Linked DNA regions of Homo sapiens: region 2 is linked to region 1. A link is an interaction called in ENCODE POLR2A ChIA-PET data of the cell type or tissue named here. Cell type or tissue: Panc1. All regions are shown on one strand. Region 1 overlaps ATP6V1E1 (ATPase H+ transporting V1 subunit E1). Region 2 overlaps BCL2L13 (BCL2 like 13).

Region 1 (2,500 bases):
TTTCCTTTCTAATGGTTGTGATGCCAATAAGTGTCCTGAAATTTTATGTTAGAGGGTAGAAAAGTAATGTATGATTCATTTTCTCATGGAAACCAAAATTCAGATATTTAACAACCGTGGCGAACTGTGATAGGTGACTAGAGAAGGTTGTAGTGTTTCATTGTTTAGCTTTTTTGTTAATCTGTGCTCATTGCAAAAAAGTAAAGTTTGGGCTGGGATTGGTGGCTCACGCCTGTAATCCCAGCACTTTGGGAGGCCAAGGCAGGCGGATCACCTGAGGTCAGGAGTTCAAGACCAGCCTGGCCAACATGGTGAAACCCCGTGTCTACTAAAAATACAAAAATTAGCTGGGCATGGTGGTGTGTGCCTGTCATCCCAGCTCCTCGGGAGGCTGAGGCGGGAGAATCGCTTGATCCCAGAATGCAGAGGTTGCAGTCAGCAGAGATCGTGCCACTGCACTCCAGCCTGGACGACAGAGTGAGACCTTGTCTCAAAAAATTAAAAAATAAAAAATAAAAAGTTTGGAAGTATATAGGGTATAAAATGAAAACCCCACCCATTACAAAGGTGACCTTCCATCAGCATTTAGAAGTTTTATATATATTTCCAGTTGTACATTGCTTATGCCAATTTATATTCCTTAACAGTATGTCAAAATGTTCTTTTCCCAAGGTATAATCATAACACGCATTTTTTAAAGCTTGCCTTAAAAATATTACCAAAATATGGCCGGGGCGGTGGCTCACACCTGTAATCCCAGCACTTTGGGAGGCCGACACAAGTGGATCACCTGAGGTCAGGAGTTCAAGACCAGCCTGGCCAACATGTTGAAACCCCATCTCTACAAAAAATACAAAAATTGGTTGGGTGTGGTGGTGCACGCCTGCAGTCTCAGCTACTCAGGAGGCTGAGGCAGGAGAATCACTTGAACCCGGGAGGTGGAGGTTGCAGTGAGCTGAGATCGCACCACTGCACTCCATCTAGCCTGGGTGACAGAGTAAGACTCTGTCTCAAGAAAAAAATCAGTAAATAAAATATGACCAAGATATATTGTTTAATATTTTCATTGTCCTTTTAGTACAGCCTTAAATTTTTATGTGCCTGGTACTCTAGAAATAAAACTCTCTGAAACCTTGGGCTATTTGACTAGTTTATCATTTGAAGAAGAAAAGACTATTTTCCCTCTCACTAATACATAACAGCTGATAGGATATTGCTTAATATTGTTTTGATGGTGATAGTTTCTTGTATGACTCTTTTTTTTTTTTTTTTGAGACGGAGTCTCGCTCTGTCGCCCAGGCTGGAGTGCAGTGGCGGGATCTCGGCTCACTGCAAGCTCCGCCTCCCGGGTTCACGCCATTCTCCTGCCTCAGCCTCCCAAGTAGCTGGGACTACAGGCGCCCGCCACTACACCCGGCTAATTTTTTGTATTTTTAGTAGAGACGGGGTTTCACCGTTTTAGCCGGGATGGTCTCGATCTCCTGACCTCGTGATCCGCCCGCCTCGGCCTCCCAAAGTGCTGGGATTACAGGCTTGAGCCACCGCGCCTGGCCTCTTGTATGACTCTTTCTGGATCAAATACAGAAGTCCTATTTCAGCTATTATTTCAGGAAATGCATTTCTTTTTTTTTTTTTTTTTTGAGCCGGAGTTTCATTCTTGTTGCCCAGACTGGAGTGCAGTGGCGCGATCTCAGCTCACCACAACCTCCGCCTCCCGAGTTCAAGCGATTCTCCTGCCTCAGCCTCCCAAGTAGCTGGGACTACAGGCGCATGCCATCACGCCCAGCTAATTTTTTGTATTTTAGTAGAGATGGGGTTTTACTGTGTTGCCCAGGCTGGTCTTGAACTCCTGAACTCAGGCAGTCCACCTGCCTTGGCCTCCCAAAGTGCTAGGATTACTGGCGTGAGCCACCACGCCTGGCCTCAGTAAATGCATTTCTGTCTCAAATATTTATTTATTTTATTTAGTTTTGAGACGGAGTCTCCCTCTATTGCCCAGGCTGGAGTGCAGTGGTGCAATGTCGGCTCACCACAACCCCCACCTCCTGGGTTCAAGCAATTCTCTTGCTTTAGCCTCCTGAGTAGCTGGGATTACAGGTCCCTGCCACCATGCCCAGCTAAATTTTTTATATTTTTAATAGCGATGGGGTTTCACCATATTGGCCAGGCTGCTGTGGAACTCCTGACCTCATGATCCTCCAGCTTCAGCCTCCCAAAGTGCTGGGATTACAGGCGTGAGCCACCACGCCCGGCTTTTGTTTGTTTGTTTGTTTGTTTGTTTGTTTTTTGAGATGGAGTCTTGCACTGTCGCCCGGGCTGGAGTGCAATGGCACGATCTCAGCACACCGCAACCTCTGCCTCCCAGGTTCAAGTGATTCTCCTGCCTCAGCCTCCTGAGTACCTGGGACTACAGGCACCTGCCACCACGCCCAGCTAATTTTTTGTATTTTTAGTAGAGATGGGGTTTCACCGTGTTAGCCAGGGTGATCTTGATCTCCTG
Region 2 (2,500 bases), 89 kb before region 1:
GCCCATCTACGTTGGTAAATTTTCTAAGGACTCATTTCCCTTAAGATTTATGCCAACAAACCTCTATCATTACTTCTCAGACTTTATATATATATCTGTCAAGAAAAAGAGCTGTTTTGGATAATACGTTAGTTACAACTTACATTAGAATAACATCTACAAGTAGTCTTAGAACGATTCTGACAATCTAAATCATTCTTCATATAAAATATTTGTATTGTTGGGAGTATCCATCTCTTTGGCTCCACTGACACAAAACACACAAAGGCTCCACTGACATTTTGTAACTTTGAGGGCTCAAAAATATAAAACTAGCCGGGATCAACCAGCTAGTTTTATATTTCTGAGGCCTCGAAGTCGCAAAATGGAAACAGATCACTGCTTTGGACCCTTATAACCAAATGCGCCTCTCAGATCATTATTAACCTAAAATAAGAAAATGGAGAGTGCTGAAGAAATTACAGAGAAGTAATTTTCCACCCAACTTGATGAGGAAGATCCACAAAAAACACATTTCAGAGTACAACACAGTAAACATCCACACCCACATATACAGCAGGCAGATTTTCCCAAAACAGTACTTACTCTTACTAAATTGATTTTAGCTGCAACCCACTTCATTAATTTCAGATCATCCCTGTGTGTCACCTCCCACAATATGAAAACTATTCTAACAAATTATTAACCTAAAAGCTTCCAAGAGATAGTCTTTAAATATCCTAGATTAAACAAACAAAAACCTATTCTAAAATCAGAAGCTTCATGTCAAGAGAAAATGACAAAGATTAATTTTATTCAAAATACTTAAATATTACAATAGACAGATGACATTCCCTCCAGTAATCTTTTATGGAATCTAAAAGTAAATCTTTCACAAGAAGTATTTATCATGTGACGACGGAGAAAGTAAAATACAAGCCTTACCACAGTGGACTTGCTCTGCCCTTTCCAGGAGACAGACAGACTTCTAACGTAGCAACACAAGCCCAGGAAATGAAAAGAGAATGAGGAGGGAGGGAGCAAGGATGACTCAGGGAGAATCACAGCACATGAACCAGTCTGTGCCCTCACCGGGCTGCAGGGCAAATAAAAGTCAAAACTGAAACTAAGAGGAAATGGTGATCAGACTTAAGGAGAGGGAAAAAAACCACACTCTTCAGAGACGCATGTGAAAACCTGGCATTTGTAAAAGTGTGACATTTTCACAAAACACTTTCACATCATTATTTTTGTGAGACAGAGAAGCTATTCTTCCCTTTTTGTAGTTGAAACTGAGGTTCAGAGAAGTTAAATGAATCCTTCCAAAACACAGGGCTAGTATTTGGCAGAGCTGGGGCAAGAAACAAATCTTGTGATTTCTAATCCTTTTCTCAGTTCATCATTCGCCGGGTAAAAAGGCAGAGTGAAAAAAAAAAAAAAACAAGGTAGAAAGAGAAAACAGGCTGGGCAAGGTGGCGCATGCCTGTAATCCCAGCACTTTGGGAGGCCAAGCGGGGAGGATTGCTTGAGGCCAGGAGTTTGAGACCAGCTTGGGCAACATAGTGAAACCTCTCTCTGCAAAAAATAAGCCAAGTGTGGTAGTGCATGCACACCTGTGGTCCCAGCTACTAGGGAGGCTGAGGTGGGAGGATCACTTGAGCCCAGGAAGTTGAGGCTGCAAATGAGCCATGATCATGCCACTGTACTCCAGCCAGGGCAACAAAGCAAGACCCTGTTTCTAAGTCCTAGCCATTTCTGTTAATAATTCAGAAAACAAAATATTATTTTTCTCCTTCAAATCTATATGTCCAAAGCCTGCCTGTTCCTAACTGACTATGTGCTATATCACTCCATTCATCCAACAGATTATGGCTGCTGGCACCACCTCCTCTGCTGCAGGTTTTCAAAAGTAGCTGCACCTTGAGAGGTAGGCAGTTTGTTTCACTTGATGTTGTGTTCAAGTGACTAATGACAAATACATTCCCCGTGGAAATCATACCACAGGCTTTATATAACAGACATGCGATATCATGTGGTCAAATGATTCTCTTCTGGAAGGGTTTTAAGAGCTGTCAATGTAATGTTCAGCACACAGTATCTTAAGGAGATTCATGTTGACAGCTTATGTCACAGGATACATTTTCACCAACTGGCATTAAAAAAAAAGCAATATCGGCCGGGCGCGGTGGCTCACGCCTGCAATCCCAGCACTTTGGGAGGCTGAGGCGGGTGGATCACGAGGTCAGGAGATCGAGACCATCCTGGCTAACACAGTGAAAACCCATCTCTACTAAAAATACAAAAAATTAGCCGGGTGTGGTGGCAGCCATCTGTAGTCCCAGCTACTTGGGAGGCTGAGGCAGGAGAATGGCGTGAACCTGGGAGGCGGAGCTTGCAGTGAGCCAAGATAGTGCCACTGCATTCCAGCCTGGGCGACACAGGGAGACTACATCTGAAAAAAAAAAAAAAATGCAGTATCTTGGGTTTTTGTTTGTTTGATACAGAGTTTCGCTCTTGTTGC

The links. Peaks named below come from ENCODE experiments on the same cell type or tissue, not always from the same donor. Only the 100,000 strongest peaks of a DNase experiment are listed, where the experiment ranks them.
Region 2: POLR2A ChIA-PET joins it to region 1 with 11 read pairs; 5 of 35 experiments call an interaction of 5 or more read pairs at or near these places.

What each region holds. Positions count from the first base shown.
Region 1 is chr22:17,615,820-17,618,319 of GRCh38, reverse strand. The region is part of intron 2 of ATP6V1E1 (ATPase H+ transporting V1 subunit E1); the gene reads left to right. Among named protein-coding and RNA genes, the nearest start is that of ATP6V1E1, 12 kb to the left of the region's middle. In Panc1, no CTCF peak of the experiment used is centred here; no DNase peak of the experiment used is centred here.
Region 2 is chr22:17,705,250-17,707,749 of GRCh38, reverse strand. All of the region lies in intron 6 of BCL2L13 (BCL2 like 13), which reads right to left. Among named protein-coding and RNA genes, the nearest start is that of MIR3198-1, 58 kb to the left of the region's middle. RefSeq lists enhancers at 1,318-1,367, 1,388-1,437. In Panc1, no CTCF peak of the experiment used is centred here; a DNase peak (open chromatin) is centred at 1,009; H3K4me3 peaks cover 1,454 bases; H3K27ac peaks cover 1,914 bases.